Regions from separate parts of the Mus musculus genome. Here regions 2 and 3 are each linked to region 1. The links are chromatin loops, found by intact Hi-C in ENCODE. Cell type or tissue: gastrocnemius. All regions are shown on one strand. Links, peaks and the distances in the headings refer to the core of each region. The heading gives the core; the rest is flanking DNA. Region 1 overlaps Tprg (transformation related protein 63 regulated). Region 2 has its middle 150 kb from the start of Trp63. Region 3 overlaps Trp63 (transformation related protein 63).

Region 1 (10,567 bases), core at 1,377-9,376:
CACTTCAGTTCCTGGAGGCAGAACTCACTCGCTTTTGCCTGCAAATCAGTAAGGTTTTCTATGATCTATAAAGACTGTGTGAGAGATACCGGATTAAGCTGTTCATATATGCCATAGAATCCAGTCCTTGACATGGTCCAACCACAGATAAAATTATGGCTGTTTTGACAGACGAAGAAAATCTACTTGAGACAGAGAAGATGGTGCATGCCTGTAATCTCAGGACTTGGGAGACTGAGGCAGGAGGATCACAAGTTCAAGGCTGCCTTGGACTATGTAGTGAAACTCTATATTAAAAGATAGGAAAGAAAAGAGAAGAGAAAGGAAGAGAAGAGGTGGGGAAGGGAGGGATGTGAAGGGGAGGGGAAAGGAAGGATAAGAATGTCAAATACTTTGCACAAGTTTGTAAGATTCCTCCTAAATAGAAGGAAGTAGAGCTATAATTGAGAGTCAAAGGCATCGATCAACCTTTAGGCCATGCCTGCCTCTTTCTGCATCCTAACTTTGACATAAGGTATATTATTAATCTCTCTCTCTCTTTCCTAAAATATGAAAATGTACTGAATGCTATCTTTACCACAAACTTTCTCATGCCCATATAGGGTTTTTAACAGAACAGGATAAGGCCTCTCTAGAGAAGCGCCCTCCACTATGTTAACTGTCCATTCACTCAAGGGGAAGATGATAGACTAGGGCCCACAGGCTAAGACTAGCTTATTGTCTGTTTTAAATAAAACTGTACTGGGACATAGATTCCTTAATTGATTGGCACTTTGTTTATAGTTGCTTCTGTACAGCAGGCTTTAGTGCCCATGCAACTGGTAGAGCATGGTCCATAGGTCTAATGTGTTTAGAATCATCTCCTTTGGGAGTAAATTTTACTGACCTCCAGACTAGAACACCCTTGACCTCCAACACATCCAGATCTCTGGTTTAGTTCCTTGAATCTTATTTCATCCTATAGACAATCTTCCTGAGAACACTGACCGCAGGATGACTAAAGCTGGCAATGGGGTTCCAGCTTCAGGTCCACCCTCTCATTCTAGGTAGCAGCATGATGAAAGGACAAAGGGGAAGAAAATGTGAAAGGCCAACTCATCAGACTTTCCAAGTGTGGTTTGGCAAAGTGTGGTTATAGAGTGGGCACGATACCCTCAGGCTACACCTCTGCATCCTGAAAACTTGTGAGGATTACAGCTCATCAGCCATGGGCCAGGGTGCCTGAGGAGATAGTGAAGGTTCCATTGTGAGTATGGCAGCTAGAACAAAGGTCTTAGATGATGGAGCTGCAGAATGCACTCCGTCCATGGACTGCTACTCCAAGTCCTACTCCTCATTTGTTTCTGCAGGTGCTATGGCTTGAAGCTGGCTATATATTTTCCAACAGATCTTGCTCATTGATAAATTGGTATCTCAAACTTAAAGATTTCAACCCTCCATGTATTCTCCTGTGCCCTGTGTTGGACAAATAAATGTCTGCCCACTGCAAAATTCTAATGAGTGATACATGCATTTTTTTGTAGAGTCTTGAGTCATTAATGAAAAATGCATTTTAACATGACTTCAAATTCAGTAGTGCTTTATATTTTCCCTCATTCTTACCATGTGTGGTTATTCTGACACCTACCTATTAGACCATGTAAATCCCCTCCCACCGTTTCTCCCCCCCACCTCTCTGATAAACTGTTTTCTTGAAATATGCATGTGGTTTTGAAATTCCCCTGGGACCTTACAGTATAAGGTGCTGTGTGTTTATATGTGTATGTTTAAGGTTCTTCCTTCATAGCCTGGTAATTATGACTGCGTAAGTATTCCATATGAACTTACCTCCATCCCATGCCTGATGCTTTAAAAGCCTCAGGAGAGCTGGAAATGGTAGGGGAAGTGGCCTTTGTTGGGCAGAAAGCCACACACTACACATTTCACACAGGCCTTCTGTTCCCTGTTGCTTCCTCTCTACCTTTCTGTTGCCAAACCACCACAGTTCAGCTAATTCCTTCTCAAGCAGCATCGCACCCAACGCTGCAATTACAGTGGAGACAGAAATGGAGTTAGAAATGAAGTAATATGGAGGAAAGGGGGAGGGAACGCTTCCATGATTCATCTCTAGAGCATGGGGCAGGGGGGTGGCCATTAAAAATATAGATGTGGTCCAGTACTCACCAATTTTACCCAAGAACCAAAAGTAAGGAGAAAGAAATGAAAATGAGCTGTTTTGGTGAAACCCTGCCTCCCCTGGTCTCTTCCCAAGGAAGCAGATTGCTTCAGGGGGCAGGTATACATTTCAGGCAGAGTGTCAGGCCTGTCATCATAAATAATCACAAATGTTTCACTTAGAAGAGCCATGAGCCAAGCCAAGGAAAAGGCTGGGGACTCTTAAGAGTGTCTGGTCTTTACACTTTGCAGTGAATATGCACGGCCTCCTAAACTTTCCCAAATAGATCCATTTAGCCAACAATACTTAAAAGAGATCTTGGGATAGTATCTGGACAGTTGTGTTGGAGGAACATCCTGATACCATAACTAAGCTAAACATGAACATAATCATCCATTGAATGATTTTATGGGATGATTTGTTTATGTCTGTTGCACAATTTCTGTTGCACTGTTGTTACCATGAAATCCAGTGCAATTCCCTTGGTCCAGTTTATCCTGACATATACATCTCTCCCAGAAGCATTTTGCTTCCATCCCAGAATTTCAGTCTAATTTATTTTAACATTTTTTGTGCCTTTTCCTCTTCTGAAATTCTCATTCTTACTTCCACTTCCAGCATGAAGTCAAGATCTGGGGTATGCCTCTCCCATAAGGCCACCAGTCTACTACTGTGCTATTTCTATTAATATGTCAGACACTCAGTCCTGAGTACCTTTCTAACGTGGTGGCTTCCCAACTCTCCCACTCTCCCTGACTCTCCGCTATGCTATTTTCCACACAAATATTCCTCCTAGTATTCATATCTTATCAGTTCCACAAATGAGTTCAGCAGTCTTTATTGGAACAGCATTTATCTTTCCCTCCACTTGAAAGTCCTTCTCCAATATCTAAAACTTACTTCCTCTAGGAAGATTTCCAAGACTATCTACCATTACCTAAATAAAAGGCACTCCAACTCTCATAACTACCAACGTAATTATGTTTCTCACAAAGGGGAGATGGGGGAAGGAAGGAAGGAAGGAAGGAAGGAAGGAAGGGAGGGAGGGAGGGAGGGAGGGAGGGAGGGAGGGAGGGAGGGAGGGCAGTGAGCATCCATCATAAAAAACACCATCAGCTCACCATTTCCCGAGATGCTCTACCCTCTCTCACCGCGTGGATTTAGTCTCACCCCATGTTTCAGGTAATGAAGCCTGTTCTACTAACCAAGTTCATCAAATTCCAATCACCTATTTGTACCCAGTCTCCAAGGCCATGCCATAGTCTGTTTGTTTCCTTCCTGTTTCTTGGGTATATCATAGCTAATTGTTGCCAGCGTATGGACTCAGCTCAACTGCCACAATCACTTTGTACCTCACAGCATACTTTTCCACATCCCTGAGTTATCTCTGCTATTACCCCAGGCATCATTAGTAGCAAAGGCTGTATCACTTAGGTCCACAGCACTTCAATAGCTGAAGTAGCGACTTAGATGTATTCACGTGCTGTGCATGCTTTTTTTTTTTTTTTTTTTTTTTTTTTAAGAACGTGTTTGAACTTGGCTTCGCATAGTATTTCTATGCATGCTGCCTCATGTCTTAGTCAAGCTGTCAAGAACAAGGCTGATTCGGAGGAGTACAGCCAATAAGGAAAAGGCCCAGAATCTCCCCACAGGCCTTCTGTTCTTTTCTTCTTGGGGTAATAAAAAGACATACATACACACATACAACACCTTCATCCTAGCACATATTTGATAAATTACCTACTTATGGGCTATGACTGTAAGAGTCAACTATGACTTCAGTTTCCAACATACACTATTCACTAAATTTTCCAGTTATATTCTTGAGAAAATATAGTATTCTTTCTTCAAAGAAGAAATTAAAATAGTGATCAAAGCTAAGCAAAAATATTCTAGAAACTCTGTGCCCTGTCTTATGGTATGGATGCTAAGTGTTCTCAGGAGGGCCATGTGGTAAAAGCTTGGCCACAGCCTATAGCAGTTCTTGGACATACTAGAACTTTCTGGAGATGGACCCAATAAGGTGGAGTTAGATTACAGGGACACCACCTTGAACTTTGCCTCTCCTCTTTTTGCTTTCTGGTGACCATGACCTGAGCAGACTTCTTCATCAAACACTTCAGCCATGGCTGCCTCATCTCAGGCCTCAAGACATGACCAAGAGATGACATAAACTATAAAAACTGAGCTAAAAATAGATCTTTTCTTTTTTTATTTTAAGTTCATTTAAGTATTTTCCTGAGTGGACAGCCGGTTGAGACACCCTCAACACCTTGGGCCTGGTGAAGTCTGCGTGATACTATCAGGTTCCATGCCTCAATGAAGAACACCTTCTATATTTTACACATGAGAACCTCTAAAAAATAAAAAAAGATCAGTCTCACAAAGCTTAACTTCTATAAATATAGAACTGCCCACCCCAAGTCCACAGTGATGTTGATCTGGAAATGCATCCAGTTTAAAGACATATAATTACATTCTGGGGCATTTTTAAAGAAAAAAATCATTTCTGTGGCCAAACTTAGGAACTGTATCCCATATCCCAGAGGTTTCACTCCAATGGCTGTGAGTAGCCCTCTGTTTCCCAATAGCTACAGGCAAACTGTCAGTCTAGCTAAATTAGATAAGGAAGGACGCTCATTTCCTTGGACTTCAGACCAATGAAAACCTTTCAACTATAAGAATTTTTGCAAGAAAGGATTTGAAGTAGCAAGGCATCTGTATCTCAAAATAGGCTGTCATCAGGCCATTTTCAACATATATTTTTTTTCCTTCTGGCTTCTAGACAAACACAACACGATTTCCACATAGGAGTGGGCAGACAGCACCTTCGTCATAGTCTTTGTGCTGGTCAATGGAAAGACCTTGGGGGCAGCTTCCAATATGCCTGGGCACGTTCACAATTTTTGTGGCTTTTCTCAACAGTGTTTTCCAGTTAAGAACTGTGAACATTTCAACCACAAGCTAAGGGCCCCCCAATAAAGGTCTATGTCATGGAAGATGGGGTACACTGAACTTTAAGAAAGCCAACACTTAGGAAAGATAGCGATTTTTTTTTCTAGGCTAATCAGTGGGGAAAAGAAAGAGAGACGGAGACCAATTAGACAGCAAGGACTGAACAACCTATTCCGATCGTCTCCTCCATCCATCTTTGTGCAGGGACAATAGTAATAAGCCTGGGTTGAGAACTCGTGTCCCCAGTCTTCGTGTGACCCCCCCCCCCCCCCCCCAGAATGTGCTCTTTGTCACTGTCTACCAGGATAATCAGCTCAAGGAGGACTGAAATGAAGGAGAGAGTGAACATTTTTCAAATTCTGGATCTTTGGAGAATCCTTCCTGTAGCCTCCTCTGAGTGAGCCCCCTTCACTCCTTCTGTGCCACCTGGGTCACAAGTATCAGCATTTGCCACACGCCGTATACTTAATACTTCTCCAATCTCACCGTTTGCCCCGGAAAAACGAATACTTCACACATTGCTCCCCAGAGCTCAGCTCTGGCATGCTTGGCACACTGCAAGAACTGAATAGATACTGAATTAATGGGCTGACTCCTAACTCCATGGAGATAAGGAAGAGAAGGGGGAGGAGGGCGACTCTTAGAGAAGCTGACTTCCACTTCACTCAGGGAAAATCATGACAAGCAAAGTCTTCCCCAAGTCAATTCTGTTTTACCAGAAGTCCTCTGAGGCTGGACAACTAACAGTCCGGATGCCCGAAAAGGGAAGTCTGCTTTGAATGGTCACCAGTTTACTGATTCTGTGAGTATTCCATTCCAGGCCATTAGCCTCCTGGTTGATCTATGAGAAGAGTCTCTCGCGCCACCTTCCTGTAGGAGGCGGTACTGTCTCCCAGGTCTGTCAGCATCTGAGCTGGCTACTGAACTCCACTGAGCTCTGGCAGTAAATTTAAAGAGAGAACTTTGAGCAGGAGAGGTCTGCGGTTGGGAAATCATCTTAATCATCCACGATTGAGCGGATTTGATTAGAAGAGTGATCTCAGCAGTCAACATGAAACCTTACACAGACAGTAGGAGTCTCCGATGCATTCCCAGAAGAAAATCCCCGCAAATGAGATCTGAAAATCGGTCATATCCCCTTTTTCTTTTTTTTGAACTGTCACTTTATGGATTCGAAAGGAAATTCGTGTACAATCACAGAGCTAGTGCCTTGTAGAGTTGGCACAAAATTCAGCTGATTACAAGGCCAGAATTCATTTCGTTGCCCAATGCTGTGGAGCCCACTATAATATAACACTTAATTATACAGGTTTGGCAATACAAGCCAAAGCATATCCCAAACATAATAATAGATGCTTAAACTACATATGGGAAAAGCATGCTATAACTTGGTTAGCCTATGACGTGAAGACATTCTGAAGGGACTGTTTGCACTGTTTTCCCACCAAGGGCTGAGTTGTACTCTTGTACCAGGTGGGGAGGGTTAACTGTGCTGTAAACTGTAAAACACATGATCTCACCAAGAGTCCAAACCAAATTCAAGAGACTGCATATGAGCAAACCACTAGGCTTTCCAATAGAGTACCTGCTTACACTGACCAACATCCCTGAAATGCTGTTATTAATTTCCGTCTTTACTGATGAGAATTGGCTGACAAGAAATAAGAGTCAGTATGTGAAGCCACTTTGCTTTGTGATCCAAGCCTGAGTTTTCCTGAGTAGTCAGGGCCCCACAGTTGTTTATGTCTCTGTAACTGTAATTTTACCTAAGTTGCTTTGCCCTTCTGGGTCTTATATAGTCTCTATGGGTCCCTCTATCTCCAGAATTTTTCTGACACAAATATTATGATTGGGAGAAAAGGATTTATAGGTCAATAATGTAGAGAAGTAATGAAACAGTTTTCTTTGAGGCTGTAACCCCTGGTGGGTCAACCACAGTCCCCTGGAAAGTCACATTTCCAGGACTACATGGCAATGCAAATTGGACTTGATGGGTTTAAATTAATGAAGAGGAAACAAAGTTAGGTGAGTGGGAAAGGTCTGGGAGGAGTCGGGGGAGGGAGATGAATATGTTTTGTGAAATTCTCAAAGATCTAATAAAAATGGCAAAAAACAAACAAACAAACTAAATGCAAGCACAATGGCCAGGAGAGTCAGTTCCTTTCTGCTAGATTCCTGTAACAGCTTATAACAACTGAGGGACCTCAGTGAAGGAGCAAGATGGCCACTATGTTTTATGTGCATGTGGACGAGCTTCAGTTATATACCATTATGGGTACAGCTGCGGCTGCAGCAGCCATCACCCTAAATGGAGCCAGGAATCAGCAGTTCTGAAAGATGCACAGCCTCAACATAACAGGGCCATTTCAACTCTGTACCCTAGAGCCTAAGGCTGTGCCTCTCCTTTGATGCAACTCAGAGAACTCATGTGTAAAGAAAACAACCCATCTCTTTACAGAACTGTAAGTGTAGTGGGAAACACCCTACACAGCCTAGCAACAAAGAGACTCAAGATGTCCCAGTATTTACTGTTTAGATGGTTGTTTCATAACAAGTGTCCTCAATTTCTTTATAAAATTCAAAATTAGCTATCATTTGTCTCTGCCCTGTGCCTGCGTGCGTGCATGCATGCATGAATGTGTGTGTGTGTGTGTGTGTGTGTGTGTGTGTGTGTGTGTCCCACCAGGACAGAGGTAAGTGTGCAGAGAATCTTGCAGCTCTGCCCTTCTGCACTTTCCTTAACCACTGCTGGAGCACGTCTGCTGCCACCCAGCAGCTGCCGGGGTAACTACATGGACTTCAGATATGCTGCATTTTAATGTAACATTAAAGATTGACAGCAAGCGAGAGCAACTCAAGAGAACAAGAACCCAAGATTCTAGACTCTAGGACAGATTGCTAGAAAAGAGCCAGCTCTGCAGAAAACCACTTTCTCCTTTGAGCCCCCAAGTCTTTAGTGGCTGCTCTAATTGTGCTTCAGGCTCCTGTCTGTCCTGACACCATTGCCCTGATACTGGAGGCTAACAGCACTTTCAGAAGAAAAGCTTCATCTCTAATATTTCCTTGTTATCCAGAGGAACAGACTTTGACACAACGCAAAGCAGGTGTCCTCGCATTATACAGTGAGTGCCAAGTAAATTTAGGGTCTGCTCAGGCATTCCTCGGGAGGGGTGAGATCCATCCTGATGTGTACCGGAATCCCTAGGCAGCAACTTCCTAAGGAGGTATTTCTCATTTAAATATAACTTCTTGGCAACCAAATATTTATCTGGAAGAAATTGGGAGTGGTCTTGTCCAATCAGGCACCTGGGTTTAGTCCACTGCTCAAAAATAACAGGATTGTGGCATTTGGGGAACGCCTCCCCACAAAAGCTTGCCAAGAAATAGCTCCGAGATCCTACAGCATCCACCCATGCTTGTCAACACGCCTCCCTGGTCATTATGAGTGAGTGGACAGGGCCACACCCAGGATCAAGATCAAGTCCAGGGCATTCTTGGCACTGATGCCCAGAGGCAAAGTCAGGGTGTGCGTGACAAAATCCCCTGTTGCCTGTCATCACAACTTGTGATACAGCTTGACCTTTTCTGAGGATGGTAGGTCTCTAAACCCCATGGCAATTCTGATTCAGACTCTACACCCTTTCAAGCAACTCTTGAGTGATCTTGTGCCTTTAAGAGGGTGAGAACTCAGAATTTTATGTATAACTCTCCTGTCAATCCTTCTCACCTGGACTTGTTCAAAGACCTGGTGGTACTTTTCTCAGTGGTCTAATCCATCACACATACCACCCAGTTCCAATTACGCACTTAACATGCACTGAGCACGGAGCTACGTGCTTGTCACACAAGATGCTGTGCTGTACATGGTAGAACAAAAAGGTGTGCAAAGCCTCCAGGCTTTAAAATAGTTGACTCAAATTAGCCAAACAAAATAAATGAAACACTCTGTCCTGACTGTCAGCGCAGGCCGTGGGTATGAGCACCTCTGTCTATCCTCTCTGTGTATACTCCAGTTACCCAGGAGACCCTGTGGTGGTTCCTAAGCAACTTGTTGCACATTTGCATCTTCTTATCTGTTTGGCAAATTTTTCTCCTCAGTCTAGGAGCCACATCCCTCTTCCAGGTCAAAATATGTTTATCTGTAAACTTCCCAGCTCTAAAACAAGATCGCCTGATCTTCCCGCAGCTTCTCTCTTCCGTTTTTCACAGATGCGCTGTCAAGTTATGTCTGTCTCATAAGACGTAAGAACACAATGAGATCTCAAGCAGACTGAGGACAGGGACAATATATTTCATCTCTTCTTTCCTACGAAGGCTACTAGTCTTCCAATTCTTGCATAGCCACATCGAACTTGCCATAACTAACCATTGATTCTGAGACCTAGGTGCTTACAATTCTAATTTACTATTAAAGGAAAGAGATGGTCACCAGAAAAACACATGGCAGTTATCATACAAAATGCACAACAGGCTGCACTGAAGTCACGTAGACCAGGCTTGACTCCAACCACAGTGATCCACCTGCCTTGGCATCCCAGTTAGGAAAATGTTCATATTGTTTGGAGCTTTACAGGCCACAGTGACCCACCATCCCTGACTTATAAACCATAAAGATCAGGAGATACTTATCACTTAGTCTTCTTGTTTATAAGTTACTTTTTGTGAGAACACACTTCTCATCATTAAATGTTCCAGATAGAGCCACTGGTGCTTCATGTGACCATGTAGTGGTTTTAAAATCGTGCCTTGAACCTTTTATATGCATTTCTTGTTTGGTCTGAATTGGGGCATTCGATCAAGTTCATCGGGACAATTTTATATGTAACTTTCTGATCAAGAAATAAATACTCGATCTCTCACCAATAGTGCTCCATTGCCTTAGGGATAGCCATCACGTTGCTGTTGCTGTTACCATCAGAAACCTGACTCCCACTCTCAGAGTCACAGAGTAGACCCCCAATGAAGGGGATGACTAAGACCCCTCTCCTCACAGAGCAGACCTGTTTACCTGCCTTCTCTGCTCCAGGACTCAGTGGCTTTCAAGATTGGCTACCCATTAGTATTTATTCTATCTCCAAGATAGTTAAAAAGAAATGATCATCATCCAAGAAAAGAAAACAAGCAAAATAAACTGAATAGAAAGTAAAAGAAAGCTAATACATGTGGAACATATTACTTGTATATGTGCACCACATACATACATACATATATACGTATGTACTTATGTATACTTACATATATGTATAATATATGTGTATTATAAGTATATATGTATACATATATACATGTATATGTACACATATATGTATGTTATACATATATGTGTATACCTGTATATTATATGTGTAAATATATGTTACATATGTATACTTATATATTATATTTATATACATACATACATACATGAACATACATTTTTTTCAAATGATATTAAGCTCCCATGTTATGAGCAATGGC
Region 2 (10,567 bases), core at 976-8,975, 150 kb before region 1:
ACTTGAGGATAATAGCTTGTTCCTGAAGACACCAGACATCTCAGTTGTAGTAAAGAAAAGAAGCTGAGGCTGGATTGGATGCTTTCTCCTTGCTGTCTACTTTTCATACTCTGCAGTTGCTGGAGGAAAGAAACCAACATTTGTCTTACACCTCTGTGAACCTGTAAATTTCGAAACCAAATAGCCAGGCAAAATGGACCCACTTGAGCCAGCCCCTAGGCCCCGCCCCAGCTCCCAAAGACATCTGCATGCACATGGTGACACAGAAATCCATGCTTAAATTCAGTGAGTCACGAAACAAGATAAATAGACATAGATGTAAAAAATATAGATTTCTAGAGAAGATCAGAAGTAGATAAAGGAAGAAAAGAGATGGGAAAGAATAAAAGATGACAGAAGCCAGTACACATATGTACTTGTGTGAAACTGTCCCAGAACACAGTAGTTAAAAGCTTTAAGTCTTAAAAATATTTCAATGGATTGGGAGAAAAAAAAATGTCCTGCTACTTATAAAAGACGCTTTATCCAGTGGTTGGAAGGTGGCAACCCGTGAAGGGATGATGACAACAGTGTCAGGCTTGCTCTTTTCCACTATGATATCTTTTTAATAATTCTGTATAAATTTAGAACATGATATAATGCCATCATGTCAAGGATCAGAGGGAAGAAAGGAAAATTGGGTAGTGGGGTTTTAATTTTGAACTTACAATGCAAAATAATATAAAGAAAGGTCTAGAACTGAGAGATTCTTATATATTAATCTCTCTAACCACCCATAGAAAACTGAGCATGGAATGGAAATAGACTTGTCAGGGTCCTGTGGACAGGGTTGTATGGAAAGGAAAATCCAGTTCTATTTTCTTTTAGAATCAGGGTCTCAAAAATCAGATCCCAGTTTTCTAATAAATGAAATGTTTTATCCTTTGCAAATCAGACAAGAAGACCCATGGGGTTTACCCATGAGAAGCAGGAAGCCCTGCCAAAATTCCAACCAGCTCTGCACACTTTCTGGGCATCTGCCGAGGACCAGGGCTGATGCCAAGTGTTCTGGGGCACAGAGTTGAGTAAGTCATGGTCATTGCTCTCATATTCAGTGCTGAAAGCAGGGACACATTCAAGCAACCGGATCCCAAAGCCGGCTGTGATAAGTGTTATCTTAGATCCCTGGAGGAGACAGGTCACACGACTGGAATAGCATGAAGTCAGGCCTGCAGCTGAGGGCATGCTGTTATTTAGGAACCCTATCAGGTTCATCTCACCACTTGGCAATGACCCCCAATCCCTGCAGTTTCTTGTCCTGAGTGTGCTGGGTCAGGGCACTTCCATCTGCCTCTCCTGGAGTCTCCTGTTAAGGCTACTGGTGTTTGAGGGTGCTTAATGAGAGTGAGAAAGACTTGTCCCATTTTTCTTTGTAAAGTTTCTAAGCTCACTGGCACTATGGGGAAATGGCCCATTTAGAAGTAGCTCTCTTTTCTTCTCTCCTAACATGTCATGAGGGCTGCCAAACTCTGGAGGCCCAGTATTTTATTCATCCAGAAAGTGAATGAAGCCGAAAATGTCTTCTTAATCTCATTTGGTTTTGCCCTAGTTGTTTGACTGTCTTTTTCCCTGTCTGGAACTGGGCAGTGCCAGCAGACAGGGACCCCCTGATTTAACACTTGATCTCTTAGAACACCTACCAGAAGCTTCAGCAAATGAAACAGCTCAGTGCTCTTGTACTGAATTCAGCCTTGATGCTGTCCTGTAAGCTCACGCCCATTTCCAAAGTGGCTGCCAAGTTTTCCAAAGGGTCTTTAAACCTGGATTTAAAACTGAAAGGAAAGAAATAGGACCTTCCTCTACCAGATAGTATATCATTTTTGAGGTTGTTTAAAATATGAAGCGTAAGGAAGTAATTAATTTGGATGGTAAAAAGGAATAAAGGCTTAATAGGAAGTCGGAGGTTTGACCTGGACACTGTGTCTGTAACCTCTAAAAGCTTCGTTCGGCTCGTTCTGAGAACGGTTCTTCTTTTTGAGGGACCTGTTCCCTTATATACACTTATTCTTTGCACTCTCTACAATAAGGGCAATAATGATCTATGGGTTTATAGTTCATAAAGGATTGATTATATACAACACAAAGATAAGCCCACCCTTTCAATGTAACAGTGCCATGACCAAGACCTATTTAAACAGAAGGTAAACTGAAGCCGAGGAGTGCTCCACTCCAGACTTGCTTTAAGGCAGGACTGACCTCTATGGCTGACTATCCTATGAGTCAGATGCCTGTGGTGTAACTGAGACGCAAAAGAAGTGCTGTGGCTTTGGAATGGGCAGCTCTCTGATCTGAAGAGATCCAAGAAAGCCACAAGTTTGGGCTTCTGCTCAGGGTTTTCAGTGCAAGCAGAGTTCAAGGAAATCTTCCTGCTTCTTTGCCCTTCAGTCTTCACTGCCGACTGCTCCTGTTCACCCATGGCCCAACTCACCTCTCAATAGCAACAGTGAATCATCAACTCAGAAAGAAAACACAGAGTTGGAGTTGCAGCTCGTGTCTTGCTAGTTTAATTAACTCTCAGCTGTATCCATGAAGGTCAACTAGACCCACACCTCAGATCACAATGACCTCTGTGGCTTTCTAAGTCAGGCTACATGCCTTTATAACTTGACTCTATCATCCTGTTTTCCCTTCATGACTCCTACAGCTGATCAATGACAAAGTCTGAGACATCCTGCTCCTGTGGTAGATATAACCCAATGAAATTTATATCTCTAAGTAAATTATATCATGTACTTGGACATAGACATTAACATTTTTTCATTGACTTGGGAAGAAACAGGCTCTTGTGGAGCTTAGGCTGACCTTGAACTCACTGTATATGTAAGGTAGACCTTCAGTTCCAAATGCTTTTACCTCCTAAATGCTGGGATTAAAAGTGTGTTCCACAATACCTGGCATCCTTTATTATCTACTCTCTGGACTATTTCATAGGCTTGTGCTCCTTTCTATTCACTTGACATTCCTGAAGTTCAGACACACTCTGGCTCTTGTTGCCTCTCACCCGTCTCTCTGTTTAAACACCGGGGCCCAAGGCGCTCTGTAATCTGACTTCATCAACCAGCCTGGGTATATTGTTTTCCCACTTTGTGGACTATGTTATTTATGCAAACCTGCCCCCACATACACACATGCCTTTCAAACCTTGATAACTTAGTGCTGCTATCCTAGTTCTCCATGTTTCATTCAAACATAACTCCATTTTCACCAATACAACTTAAATGAGAGCTCTCCCATTACATATTGACTAGGCTACATATCTGTTCATTTTCTGATCACCACAGGCTATTGTAGTTTCCTCCTAGGGTAAGGCACTCATATTATATTACCTAATTTGATCAGTTCTATACTTCTGGTAGACTCTCAGAAATGAGGACTCTCCTTTGCTCGAGGACTTCATCATTGGTGGATAAGAGGCAACTGAGATACACCGAAACGAAAAGTATCAACAACACTCAGCCAGTTTGAGAGAAAATGGGCCGATCAGTGGCGAAGCAGCTCTGTCAAGCTCCTTTTAAGTTTCGCATTCATGTGTGGAAGCACATTTCTGGTATTATATTTCTCATGCTGGCTTGCCTGTCAATGTGTACCACTGGGGAGTGCAACACACACACACACACACACACACACACACACACAAACCTCAATAGCAACGTGGGTACAGTGACATGACAGAGGAACATCTCAAATAAAATCAGTCATAGTGGAGAAAGACAGAATTCCACAGCTACCTTAGATGTTGTAGGTAGGTTTCCTTCTTTGATTTCATCTAAGCAACTGCTATCTATAGCATGGCTACACTTGACTAACTTTCATAGTAAAACTGGTTCATGGCAATGTGAAAATTCCATACCTAGGTGGAGTTTTAGAAAAAAAAATGCAATTCAGAGAAAGAAAGCAGTTTCTACCAAAGTAGAAATTTCAGCTAGCCACTGAACCATTATAAAGTCTCTTTATTCTGATATTTAGCATGCCTCATGTCAACTGTTACTCGAAGTACAATTATTGACTTGGTGAAGGATTCAGCAGGCATAGATACCTATGTTTGAGTAGTATCAACCTTAGAATGATAAAGGATGATTGGTTCTCTCCAAACCTAAACCCAGCCCTTGCGTGAATAAGAGAAAGTAATATCAAATAAAGTAATACACAGAGGATTTGTCTATCTGTCACCCAAGCAGACATTCTGTCTAGAGGACATAGCCTTTCAAACTTGCCTGTTTGTGACACCACACACAATCTAAAATCAACTTAAAAGTTTCAGTCTATGACTAGATTGAATTGAGCCCATGCAGTCTAGTGGTGTGTCAAAGCTCTTTGCCATGTATGAGTTTTCAGGACAGTCCCCATGGGCTTTCTGACCTGGCCTTGCCAGGGAAGATTCTTCTTGCAAAAGAATGAATGTGTTCCATGCATTCCTAATAATCATTGAACCCCCACAGCACAAGAAACTGGATTCCCAGTCCAAATACCCAGGCTTTTGGATACAAAGTGAGCACAGTGTGCCCAGCCAGCCCTCAGAGCAGGGACAGCGTGTGCCTCAGGCCAAAGCCTGGCCCTCTGTCCCAGCAGCTGCACTCTGAGGATGAGAAACAGGGACATGGCCACCTGGTGCTTACCCACCCCTTCCACCTGACAGGAAGATGGTTTAAACTTTCCCTTGCACAATGTGCTGGAGGTGGAAGAGGGAAGGAGACAAAAAGAATTGGGCAGGTTGATTTCATCAGCCCTCGCAGTAGCACCCCAGTATTTCTTTGAGAAAAGATGTTTGGCAGCTTAAGCCCAGCATGCTCAGACAGATTCCACTTAACAGGACATCTGAGCGGACTTCAGGCTTCTCCTCCCTACCTCACCTCTCCTCTTTCTCCTACCCTCCGGAAAGAAGTTTGTTAATCGGATGTTAAAAGAGGTTTATGGGTTCAATTTCAGCAAACATGAGCTTTTCTTCAATAGTAAGTTCTCTGCAGCTATTGGGAAATACGCATGCGGAACATCTCCCTCACTGTTTAAAAATAACTGGGGTCCACTGGTTGTTCTTGTTGTCCCCGATATATAAGAGCAAAATGCTAGTTTTAGGAATTTGAGGGATTTTAGTATGTATATATACATATGAACCACACATTCATCTAAGCATATTTTGACATAAGCAAATATACTTGAATATGTTACTTGAATATGTATATATACTTAAATATATACTATATACAGTACACATATGTGAATGTATATATGTGTATGTATATGACTGAAAGCATGTATTTATATATGTGTATGGGGTATATGCATGTATGTGTGTGCGTATCCAATGGAGACCATAGGTTGCTGCCAAGTATTGTTTCTTTAGAGCCTTGGTGTTTTTTGAAACAGGGTCATTCACTGTAACCTGGGGCTCCCCAGTTAGGCTGGCTGGCCTAGAGATCTACCTATCTCTGCTTCCTCTGTACTGGAATTATAAGTATACAACAGCATGCTCATGTTATTGTGTGTGTTCTGGGTAATCAAATTCAAGTTCTCATACTTGTACAGCAAGAAATTTACCAACTGAGCTATCTCCTAACACCTTGAATATATATGAGAGACATTTTAAAACATCAGTACACAGAAGAACTCTGGTTATATATGGTCCTATTATAGTGTCTTGATAAAAAGAAATTAACTTAACTCTGTGTTTGTGGACACTCGGAATCTATTTATTGGTTACCACATGCAAATAGTGGTACATTTCTTGCTCATGATCTTTTGGTGTAGGTATTCATATGGGAGAAAACGAGAGCCAAAGAAAAGACTGTTCTTTCTATTGTGTAAGCGATGGATGAACTTGGATTCACAGACATTGTGAACAGATCCAAGATTGGACCACATGGGAGGTTTGGGGCTTGTAGAGAATGAGGAAGGAAAGATAAATTCTGAGGCTACAATTGGCTCATTACAGACCACAATTTACCATTGCCAAAATCTTTCCTTATTAAGCAACCTTCCCCAAAACACTCAGACTTTAATTGAACTGCAGCTTTTTAATTTTCTCATCTTTTTAATTATAACCCTAAAGCACCCAAAGACCCATGTGGCTCAGTCCATGAACCACAGTTCAACTGGTGTAGTTGCAGTAGGTGAAAGTTATTACAGAAAGTTTATTCTTTATTTTTAACCATGTAAGGACTTTGAGATGGATCCAAAAAACCAATCTATAGCAATAGTTACAGAATTTTAAAAGATGCTTAATCACATGACAACTATGACTCCATTGTCTTAGCCCATTTATATTGCAGAACAGTTCACTTTCCTCAGCAATTTCCTCATTAGAACAGAAAAAAAAAATGGCAAAGAGACTAAAGGATTTAGCTGTCTGAGATGACTAAAGGAAGTTAGAACTTGCATAACCTGGAACAGTGGTTACTTCTCTTCTATATCATGGACATTTCTCAAATGCCTCCTGGACCTGGAAAGCTAGAATCTGTGCCAGCTCCTATCAGGAAGATAATCTCTCACACAGACAAAAGTTGGAATATTGAATGGTGAACTGTTTGAGAGGTGACCAGGTTTTCCATCACAAAACTTCAAGTTTTGTATTATTGGCTCCTAGTTCTTGTTTCTGTTGCATCATGGGAAGGATACACATCCAGATTGTGTATGTTTAGCTAAAAGCTTAGTTAAAGATACAAGCAAGAGAAGTCCTATAGAAATACATTTCACACCTAGCATAACCACTGGGACTTTGTATTTATAGTTAGACTACTAACATCCTTTCTTGTGGAATGGTGGCTACACAATTATTAGAGAAATTATATGAAAGGTAGGTACCAACACATTTTAAAGTAGAAATAGTGTCTCCAGAGCTAGTGGTCAGAAAGTTTAAGGAAAGGAATAGGAGTTACAGGACTAGGAAGTGGTTTTCCTTTCTTGTAGAAGAGACTAAATATCGCCAGTTAGCACCACTTACTGTAATGGGCCTGGGGTGTTTACTATGAGCTACATGATACGTCATCACATTCTGGATATATGAATATTAACCAAACATGGAACCCCACTAGACTTAGCATGAGGAACACACAAACACATTTGCAGTGTAGGCTCTAGACTTTATTCAAAGCTATTAGACACTCAGTGATAAACTTCTACAATAGACAGTAACTCTAACAGCTATGGAAACAAACCCTGTCAGGCAAACAGCAGGCAAAGGAAAGAGGAAATATGCCTCAGCGTCTACACTTGTCTCACAGATTTACTCTTCATTCTAACCGCCGGTCTGGATTTTTTACAAATGAAATGATCTTTAGTGCTCTCATCCAGAATTACTCAGTTGAACAATTGCACTGATCATTTGTACTTGTTTCTTAGATATTTGTCTGTTTCTTATTTTAGAGCTTTAATATTCTAACAATTGGGTGTGTAGCTACTGGCATCTGGGACTAAATTGTCTGCTTTCTATGACATTTACTGAGAGCCAAGGAGTTGGCTGAGTGTATTAGTCAGCTATGCATAATTTCCATATGTTTTCTCAAATTTTATGTTGAAACATTTAATTTTCCAGGCTCCTATAACTTTATGTAAGTTTTAATCTCCTATGTCATATTATCTGTTCTAACATACAACACGAGTCCATTTTCTGCATTTTATATCTAGATCTTCCAGATCTATAACTAAGAACAAGTCTTTTTGTTACATTACTCAGTTTCAGGTGGTTTGTTATAACAGAAAATTAACTATTATAAATATTATATTAGAAAATAATCCTTACCTAAGAGTTCTAGTGATCTGAAAATTGCATTAAATCCAAAGATGCTCTTCATGTAAACTTAAGGAAACACTAAAGAACAATTGTGTGATAGCCTTGTTCTGACTGAATACTTTGCACTTACATGTCTCTCTTTCTCAAAACAAATGTAAGTTGAAAAACTTCTATTATTCAAATTAATAATTAAGGCTCTTAGAACCCTGTATTTGCTCTTGTAATATCACATGCCTAGCTAGTGAAAACAAAACCAGCCAACCAGCCAACCAACCAACCAACCAAACAAACAAACAAAAACCAGGACATGTCCAAATGAATGATTTTCTATTTAGGATAAAAACGTGGAAACAGAATTGTCACTGACATTCTCTAAATTCCTATGTTGCTGGAATTGTTCACTTTGGTACCTAGAATTAAACGCTGGCCAGTTCCATTCACTGTTGTACTATTAATATATCTGTGGCAGTCTCGGGTTTTGAAGCTTTGTCATTAACTGTAAAATAATAAGTCCATTGCTACCATAACAGACATCATTTTTCTTCCATATGGATTTGCTTTTGCTTGGCAATTTCTCTCAGTGTTCTTATGCAAATGTGTAATCTGATCATCTCAGGATTCCCTCCCCACCAATATCCACCCCCACAATGTTCTTACTTTCAATGGAAGCAGTCTCCCTAACAGAAGGTCCTGGAGAGACTTCTATCTTAATACCATCAGATGATAAAATGACACCTTTCTTCTGGGGACTGTGAAGAGCTCTTGAAAACAGTCTCATTGGCAATATAGTTCCACGTGGTGCTTGGAGAATGTGGTGCTTACTGTCCTTCATTTTTCTCAGTGGTTAGTTTCTCACTCTTGAGTGAAGGAAATCAGAACCAAGGACAAGACTATTAATGAAGAGATATGAAATTGTACCATTTACTTATTTGAGAAATTGAACATTCTTTCCTTAAGGTTAAAACTTTCAGGCTTGTCTTAGAGTTTCTATGGTTGTCATAAAACATCACAGACAACAGCATCTGTTGAGCACTGAAGAGTTAGTTGGATCTAGCAATGTTCTGATCCTGCTCCATCAGCGAGGAAAGTCAGGGCAGGAACTCAAGGCAGGAACCTGGAGGCAGGAACTGAAGGATAAGCCATGAAGGAAACTTGATCACTGCCTGGCTCCTCATGCTTTCCTATACAATTCAGGACTACCTGCTTAAAAGTAGCACTTGCCACAGTGGGCTAGGTGCCTTCCACATCAATCATTAATCATGTAAATGCTCACAGTATTACTGTGGTGGTTTGAATATGCTTGGCCCATGGAATGGCACTATTAGGAACCCTGTTCGAGAAGGTGTGGCCTTGTTGGAGGAAGTGTGTCATTATGAGGGTCAGCTTTGAGACCATCCTCCTAGCTGTTTGAGGTCAGTCTGCTATTAGCTTCCTTTGGATGAAGATGTAGAAATTTCAGCTCCTACAGCACCATGCCCACCTGGATGCTGATGTGTTTCCTGCCTTGGTGATAATGAACTGAAATTCTGAACTTGTAAGCCAACGGTTATTAAATGTTGCCTTGCCCTAAGACAATGACCCATATTCTTGCAGAAACATTTTTTTCCTCAGTTGAGATTCCTTCTTTCTAAATGACTCCAGCTTGTGTCAATTTGACAACATTAACCAAGACAAGATTTTTGTCACATTGACACATCTGTCTTATAATTCTGCTCTAGTATTAAAAGGGTTTGATTTTGCTTTGATAAAGCAACTCACCTTCAAAGCAGCATCAAGACTGCAATATGTTTTCAAAATTGCTAATACTAAGATAAATGCACAGTCAGGCTCAGTGTGACTCAAAGACCTGTCCAGTACCACTCAGGGTAGTTAATCATGAGTGAGGTAAGTATGGGTCCAGACCAGAAGACCTAGTGTCTTCTGAGACATCAGTTTTTCTGCACACATCTTCATATGAGGTAGTGTTTTAGGGAAATTCTTCTTGCATAATTTAGAAGGGGCAAGAAGTGCACTATTGAATGCCTAAGCACAATTCTACATGTGGATGTGCTGCAGAGTAGCTGTGGGTGCTTACATCTATCTTTTGGGGCACTTTTTTCCATCTTACATCTAAAAACTGAAAAGATTGGCATGTTCTATTTAACAAGGATTAGGGGGAGCCTCCCACACATCATGACTCATTCTGAAAAATCATGACAGTATTCCTAAAAATATTTATATATGTAACAGTATGCAGACTTAGTAGGTTATATTTAGAAATGTATATATACACAAATACATATATGTATACAATGAGAGTTGATGAAATAGGCTATGAATTCGAAGGAGAGAAGGGAAGGATATATGGGAAGGTTTGAAGGGAGAAAAGGGAAGAGAGAAATATGATTAAAATACCACTCAAAAATTACAAATAAACCCATATAATACAGGTAATTTGGTGTAAAAATGTACATACATAATTTTAGTGAACTTTTTTTTTTTCATTTAGACAAACAATGATTACTCCAAGAGCCAAAGACAAGCTAATAAAAATCCCAACACCTCAATTCACTGGACAGTTTCTTTCTAGATGGAATTTTCTATTCACAAAGTGTATTTTCTCAGGAGAAACTTTTTCTAAGGACACTGAGACAATATTAAAAAATAACTGTGAAAGATTTTTAGTCAGGCTTCTGAATTTCTACATTTTCAGACGCCCCATGCTTCTTCTCATTGTTTATTCTGGAATAATATTTCCCTATGCTCATTGTTTGTAGAACGTGGAGTCAGACTCAGGGTCTAATGTATGCTAGGCAAGTACTC
Region 3 (8,000 bases), core at 1-8,000, 470 kb before region 1:
GCTTTCTGCTGATCCTGCTGCAGACTTAGGTGAGGCAGCAAGGGCAGGTGTGGCTCTCTATGAGGGCCTTAACATGAAATCCTGCAACTGAAGGCTATCATAGAGAAGACAGAGAGAAAAGGAAGAAAGGACATTTGAAATAATTTGGTCCCAGAAGTAAAAGTAATTGACTTCCCCAAAGAAGTTGAGAACATGTGACACCCAAAGTAGGTGTAGACAACTCCCATATTTCCCTGAGACTTTGAATTAGTCATCCAGATGGAAAAATGTGGGTACTTAGTGAGGGGATCTTGCAGAAATATACAATTATTATTGTTGTTGTTGTTATATTGTATTTATAATGCATGTATGGGACTCAACTCTCTGCCACAGTATGCATGCACAAGTCAGAGGACAACATTATGGGGTCAGTTTTCTCCTTCCTCCTTTGTGTGGATTTAGGGGACTAAATTAGGTCAGAGCTTGAGCAGGTGATGTCTTTACCCACTGAGCTACCTTACCACCCCATGCATAACAATGCCATTGGGACAATATATCCTCATGTACAAAGCTCATGCCTGAGACCTGTATGGGATTATAAAATGATTAAAATAATAATGTAATAATAGTTTAAGGCCACTTATAATTTTCTGGGAGCTGCTTATAGGCTGTGGTTTGAACAGGGTTGCCAGTGGTTATTCTACTTTGAATATGTTATCATTGATGATGAATCTCAAAAACAACAACAACAACAACAACAAAAAAAACCAAAACAGTTTTCAGGGTCGCACTACTCAAGTGACTTGTAAGCATGAGATAAAATGTTGGCAAAATCACTTTAGGAACACACAAAAGACTGGGAATCAGCATGTGCATAAATGCACACATAGGCATCTGTAATTCTAATCTCTGTTCATGCTAAAGAAACGTCAGCTCTTGGTCAGAAAGGAAGAGCCTGATTTCATGTTAAGGCTCAACCAAATTCCTCCTAGGCAGTCACTGGAGTTTAAATACCAACATGAAGAAATTATTTCTCCAGTGGCCTGGAAGCAAGGTGCTGGATAGCTGGTGGCTGAGTTAAATTCTCTCATGCTATACAATATCCCTGGCCACATAGAAAGGGAAGCTTTGCAGAAGTTTTGTTTTGTTTTGGGAAAGAAGGGGACAGGTTTTGGCATATAGAGAGGAGATCTGCTTAAAGCCAAATATCATGTTCAAATAAAATTATTCCAAGGGATTTGGTGAAACAAGGGCAGATTCAGCTCCTTTGCTTAATAATATGTTGCAAATAGAAGGGAGGGTCAGAAATGCATTCCGGTGGTGAGGACCCCACTGGCAGCACCTGCCTCAGTGACATTCTATATTACACACCCTTGGCTGCAAGACTGGTAATTCAGTATAACACAGAGATGCCAGCTAATCTCAGCACACACCTGCATGTGCTCTCAGCAGCTCCCTTTCCCACAGACACAGCTAAGACCTTCCATCCCCACCTACATCAAAACAGCACAAAACCCATGATATGTTATCTCCTTTGTTACTTTCAGGAAAAATATAATATATTGACCTCAATATAGGTGGAATGAACTTCCCTGCAAGGATTATCAATAACCTACCTCATCATTTTTCTTCTTAATGGAGCCAATACGTAATGTCAAAACTATCCTAGAACCTTCATTCTACATCAACCTACATCTGTCATGGTATTTTACTACAAGGAAATATTCTAACATTCTCTTTGAATGTAATACTACATACATCATGACTCATTGGGAGGTAATCTACCCAAAAATGTACCCTTTCCCTTACTAATATTGGAGCAAATCACCTACCCAGAGAACGTGTCTGAATCTGAAGAAGAGGGGAAGAAATCTAATGCATACATAAAAACACCAATAAAGAGAAAAGTCTCATTTTATTCCTTGGATTATGAGCAGATTCAGGTTGATTTAGAATTAAGAAAGAAAAGCATCCGACTTTACAAATAACCCAAAGGATAACTCCCCTTCACTACGAGGAAATGTAAGATGAACTTCCAATTCCTGGTTTCCCTTTGAAGAGACCCCAAAAGCATGCAAGAGGTCAACAATATTTCGTAGTGCCTCAAGTACCCCAAAGCACACAACAAGAAAAACAGGCAGTGTCCGCAGCAGCCACAGCCACACATCCCAAATAAGCCCTTAAGAGGGCAAGTTTGAAGTCTGTCTCCAATTGTTTCAGTGCTACCTTGAAGCACTCAGTGACCAATTCGTTTTTCCTTTGTAAACTATATCCTTGAGAACAGCCATATTTATAATGGTAAGAATGTGGTAAAGTCATAATTGGAATTAATACAAAAGAAAAAAAAATCACAGAACCCACACAGGGTTGAGGGAGAAGAAAATTAAGAGCTGGTATGTGGCGGGATAACAGAGAGTCACACACAGCAGACTGAGATGGAAAGAAGGGGGACATACATGACATGACGACCTACAAGTTTTCATCCAGGGTTGGGAAATTAATCCTTACATCTGGTTTACTAACATGCAAAGGCACTGTGCTCAGCCACACAGGCTCGATCTGAGAAAAGCACATTGAGTGACAAGAGTGTATGAGTACATTAAACTAGGGACTGTATTCCCTAAAAACTCATTGGAGAAACAGTACGACAGCATACACATCCAGGAATAGATTTTGTTTTTAAGAGTTTAAACAAGATTCAAGATGGTGAGTGTTTTATGCTGCACTGTTTACCAAAACACCAGAAAGGAAAAGGGGACAGAGAGGGAGTGAGTATCAGAAGTGTTGTTAAAACCCAAAATATCTATGTAGCCCTGGATGGTCTGGGAACCACTCTGTAGACCAGGCTAGCCTTAAACTCACAGAGATCGGTCTATCTCTGCTGGAGTACTGGGATTGGGCAGTGGTGGCACACACCAGAAGTGGAGGCGGAGACAGGTGAATCTCTGTAAATTCGGCATCGGCCTGGTCTACAGAGTGAGTTCCAGGACTGTCAAGGCTACACAGAGAAACCTGTCTTAAACTCCCTCTCCCTCTGCAAAGAAAACAAAAACAAAACAAACAAACAAATCCATCATGAAGCAGCTACTTATGCTCCTGGGAGGATCAGGCAATACTTTATTTTTTTCCTTCCTGGAATTAGGAACAGGAAGCCAAGGGCACAAAGTCTCTACCTTCCTACTGACTTTCTGAATCGTATGGACAAGATCATTTCGGACCCCAACTTCTTGAGTAATATGAGTTGTTCCACCTTCAAGCTCTATCTGCAGCAGAGAAGAAAGGCTTTGGAAATGAGCTCACACAGGCAGATCGCTGGCTACCATAATCTACTGGCTCTGTAGGAAGGGTCAGGCTGGAACAAATCCCTACACTGGCCCCACAGCCACCTGGCAGGGACTCCTTCTCCCCACCTCTCTTCCTGCCACAGTAGTCTAGCTGCCAGACATGTACGAATTGTGCTCTTGATAGTTTGGGGGGGAAAAAAAATCTTTCCTTCCAGCACTTTTCCTGACAGCCCCAGCCAAAGGGCAGCCTGTTGCCACCTGTCAGTTGTGGGGATTAATTACCTGAGCTGAGGCTGGGAGCGGCACATTCCTCCTGGGGCCTCACCCGCAGATGCAGATATTAAGCAGGTGGGCTGTCTGCTTTCTCCCTACTCTGAAGACCAACCAGTGGGTCCACTGCCCGGCAGGTGGGGATCAGGGGATACTGGTTATGTATTCCGTAGAAGCATTTCCAGGGAGAGGAACGTGCCCTGGGACTTGACTGGAGGTCATAGCCAACTCTGTGGCTGTGTGAGGGCACCCACCAATGGGGAGACAGCTTTGCCTTCGCAGCTGGAGGGAAGCATATTGGCACCAGCCTTGGGCAGGGGCAGTGGCTGGGGTGGCGCCTGCCAGCCTCCTACTTGCCGAAGGATATGAGTTTGGAAAGCCAGTTAAGAAAGATTTGACATACTTGCTTGGTGATTTTGCAACCTTCTCTTCAGCAGAGTGAAATGGCCTCCTCTGTCTAGTCTCGATGGCCAGTGTGTTCCCATGTTAGCCAGACCTGGCCAGGCACACGGTCACAGTCACCTTCTCAAAGCTGACTGTGGCAGGCACTTGTCTTCGGGTGCTCAATACATAGTTAGCTAGTTTTCACGTATTACCACAAATCATATTCACCAGGGCCAGAAAGCTAAAGAGAGGTGAATTGCCTGCCGTGTGAGCAGTTAAATGTTCATACACTTTAATAACTCAGAGGGCTGAGAGGAAAGTTTGAAAAGATTCTCTTCTCAGTGCTGACCAAACATTTGCAACTAGTTTTCCTCTTTAACAATCCCAGGTATTTACCACAGTGAGGATGAGAAGAGCAGGTTTCAACAGTGAAATTCTTCCACTCTGGAGTGTTAAGGGGAAGAAAAACTTTACTTCTCACTCCCTCCCCCGCCCCCCACCGGACCTATTCTGTTTAATTCCCTAAAGAGTGAGAGGCTCGGAGAAACCATCACACAAGGAGTAAGTGAGAATTTAAAACCCACAACTTCTCATTTGCAACCTTATAATTGTCTCCTGTGAAACACCTGTAAGTCCTCAGGATGACAGGGGAGGGGGGCAGATAAGGAAGCTCCATGGAACGAGAGACACACAAGTCTTGCCTTGCTCCCCTCTCTGCCCTTCCCTCCCTCCTTGTGTCCCTCCATCTCCCAACCTCCCCCTCTATCCCACCACCTCTGTCAGTCACACTGTTTCTCTTCCATACACAAGCTGCACAGCCATCTAGGACAATGGGTCTCAACCTTCAGCCACTTTCTTGATAAACTAAGATCAGGCTGAGGAAAGAGAAGGGGCAAAAGGTTTGGGGGTTATTTGAGGTCACTTGGGAATCTCAGAGTCAGCCTGAGGGAAAGGAAGGACATTTTCCCAGCCTAAGGGCAAGTGATAGCTAAGTGGTTTCCAACTGCCATGACCCTTTAATGCAGTTTCTCCTAACCCCCCAGCCACAATCTTATTTCACTGCTATTTCACAACTGTACTTTTGCTACTGTCGGGTCATACACTGCCACAGGGCTGTGTCTTTTGCCTAGTCCAAGACAAAGCCTCACATCTGAAGGGGGAGGCTTCCCTCCCTCTCCTTCCATGCTGCTATAATAGAACTCGCTGCTTACACAGGCATACACTCTCTCTTTTCTAAAATGCCTCCTGGTAAACTAATTCCTCAATCTCTGCCTCCTAATGAGAACAATATCCTTTGGAATAGAAATGGGTTGAAAAACCATTTGATGCTGGGGGCTTCTATAGCTCTCTTCCTGTGTGATAGACCAGGCATTTCTAACAACATGATACTATAGTCATCATCAGCACTTTTCTCTTTCCTTGTAGAAGTACTGCTTCTTTGAAGTTCCGTCCATACACCTACTCTAAAAGGAGTCATGATCATTTGCTGGTGTCTGTGGGGTATTTGTCTTTTCTTAGTAGAAAGCTGGATACGCCCTTTAGATGAGAGAAAATATGTGATTATTACCAAGGATATGGAAGCTAATGGCATATAATTGGTGTTCACAGAAAGTGCCATCACTCACTAGTTTATAGATCACTTCAGTCTCCTGTTTATTTAACTCTCGGGAATAGAGGTTTCAATAGAGACTTTGTTTACAGTAGCGTAAGGGTAGAAATTCAGATTTGAATCCAGGGCATTAACTATACATACCTTTATACAACATAAGCACATCACACAATGTCAAAGCCATTGTTCACGTTCATTTATAGATCCCTGCTGTGATCAAGTTACTGTACCACCTGCTAGTGTGAGAATACATGCAGAGTAAATCTCTCCCCTACCTTTTGGAAAGCAAAAACCAACATATTTACTCATGACATACACCAGAAATAAATTATAACTGTAATTGAGGGTGAGACAAAAATGTGATCAAACTTGAATCCTGAAGTGTTTTCATAGTTCAAAATCTAAGAAGGCATTGAGAAGACCTGAGAACTGTTAACATGTCTCATGGTTGTAGCTTTGTGAGAACTTCAATATAGGCCTCTGAGCCCTAAGTGTATGTGTTCAGCCTTCTATCATGCCCTCCCTTCTCCCTCCCTCCTTCCTCTACCTGCCTCTCAGCTGTTTTCAGTAGATCAATAACATTCTCTGACTAAATTCAGGGGGAAAATTGGATTAACTCCTACAAGGGTGTAGTTGCTAATTTCAGTTTTTCATCCATATCCTGAACTTGAGATAGACATATACATCCTTGAGGATTGCTGCAAGAGCATAAAAAATTGAGATCCATACCTTTTAATGAACTGCAATGGTTACCCCACCCACCCACCCACCCCCAAAAAATCCTCACCCCTTCCAGTATGATAAAAACTGGGAACAGGATCATAAGACAGACTAGACAACTGGAGGTATGTTTGGTGAGCAGAATACACTCAACTAACACAGAACCGATGCACAGTATAATGGCTTTGACAAGCCTTCAGATGGACACAGGAGTTCCATAATTACCTCTGAAATACATATATTTCTTCTCATTTGCTATTGAAGTGAACCGACCGAGAGTGCACACTTTAGAGAAATTCTCAAGACTTTCAAAAAGCTAAGTTCTATCCCCCTTTCCCAAGCCACAAATCTCTGACCCTGACCTGCCCAAGGCACAGCACAGGTATGCCATCCTGGGAGACTTTTGCCAGGTGACATTATGCAGAGTTGAATCTGGGTCTTCTATCTAAGGTAAAGATAACATTATCACCTGCAGCCATCTGGATGTACAGAAGGAGAGAGATCTTTGCCACACAGTGCTTGTCCTAGTGTCAACCATAGGAGGAAGCACGGTCGGTCGGTGTGGGAGCAAGCTGCCATCTCATCATATTGATACTGCTCGGTCAGAAAGCAGAACCATTGTTTGAATGACGTAACACATTTGTAAACCAAATTCCTAGAGATTCATTTTGACTTAGGTTTAGCCACTATTCTGACTAGGGTGGGGTGATAGGTTCATGGGATGAATCTGAGCATTAAAAAAAAAAAAAAAAAGTAGAGAAAGAAAGGAAAACATCAGTAGGCTGAATACCACATGTGGGAAGAACCTAACTGATAATTAGGTACTATGTGGACCAGTATTATGTAAGTGTCTGAGAGGTCAGGGAGGAGGGGGCAAGGGAAAGACTTCACACACTGCCCTTTACCTGCAACGTCTCTCAGCAGCTAATCATCACATTACTTCCTATTTCTTTCCAGTTCATCTGAGATGGCAACATGCTTCATCTTGTCCACTTTGTCTGCATGCTTTCTAAACTCCATATTCTAGTTAGCTCTGGCAGCTAAAAGCACAACCTTGGCTATACCATGGAAATAAAAGTATACTCAATGACTTCAGAAGTAATAGGGAAACAACAAAGTAAGCTAGAAACAGCAGTTACTCCATGCCGAGTTGAGCATGATAATATGTGACATTCCAGCTGTTTGAGAATCTATGGCTGGAGGATTGCGCATGACCAATTTTGAGAGCATAGTAGGACCCTATTTTGGAAGGAAGCAGGACAAAGAAAGGAGAAAGGGAAAAAGGCAATAAAGAAAAGGAGGAAGGAGGGGGGAAGGAAACAGTAAGAAGCTTATGGATAGAGGAAGAAGGAAGTGAGATGGAAGAAAGGAAGGAGGGAGGGAGGGAGGGAGGAGATTTAAGGAACTCCATAGATGCATCGTTTGCATTAAACACTTACAATATCTTACTGGTATTATTTCCTAGAAAGGAAGGGAGCCGGGAGGCTGTACAGTGTGGAGGGACTATGAGGTATCAAAAGACTCAAGAATAAAACAAGAAAGCAAATCAAAGGTCATTTTGTGGCCATAGTGAAATGCTGCCTCTGGCTGCAGGGCACAGTGTTTAAGTAGAAGGCCAGCACACTGTCACGGACACAGTGCTCACACAGGTGGGGCTGCTGGCCCTGCTTTGATGCATAGGTTACATAACTCTTTCTTAAAGAAATGAGGGAAATGCCTGCCAGCACAGCAGGGCTGTTATGGGGATTCAACAT

The links. Hi-C counts contacts between places; a loop is a spot of excess contacts. Peaks named below come from ENCODE experiments on the same cell type or tissue, not always from the same donor. Only the 100,000 strongest peaks of a DNase experiment are listed, where the experiment ranks them.
Region 2: a loop joins it to region 1, with 4 times the contacts of the local background. A loop is called at or near these places in 4 of 42 quality-filtered maps.
Region 3: a loop joins it to region 1, with 2.7 times the contacts of the local background. A loop is called at or near these places in 2 of 42 quality-filtered maps.

Annotation. Positions count from the first base shown.
Region 1 is chr16:25,372,290-25,382,856 of GRCm38, reverse strand. The region is part of intron 4 of Tprg (transformation related protein 63 regulated); the gene reads right to left. Among named protein-coding and RNA genes, the nearest start is that of Tprg, 91 kb to the right of the region's middle. In gastrocnemius, for the core only: CTCF peaks have their summits at 5,981 (motif pointing right) and 7,888; DNase peaks (open chromatin) are centred at 5,976 and 7,847.
Region 2 is chr16:25,523,873-25,534,439 of GRCm38, reverse strand. No RefSeq gene overlaps it. Among named protein-coding and RNA genes, the nearest start is that of Trp63, 150 kb to the left of the region's middle. In gastrocnemius, for the core only: no CTCF peak of the experiment used is centred there; DNase peaks (open chromatin) are centred at 1,027, 1,628 and 4,540; H3K27ac peaks cover 1,860 bases.
Region 3 is chr16:25,845,641-25,853,640 of GRCm38, reverse strand. The region is part of intron 4 of Trp63 (transformation related protein 63); the gene reads right to left. Among named protein-coding and RNA genes, the nearest start is that of Gm24928, 150 kb to the right of the region's middle. RefSeq lists an enhancer at 7,731-8,000. In gastrocnemius, for the core only: no CTCF peak of the experiment used is centred there; a DNase peak (open chromatin) is centred at 3,775.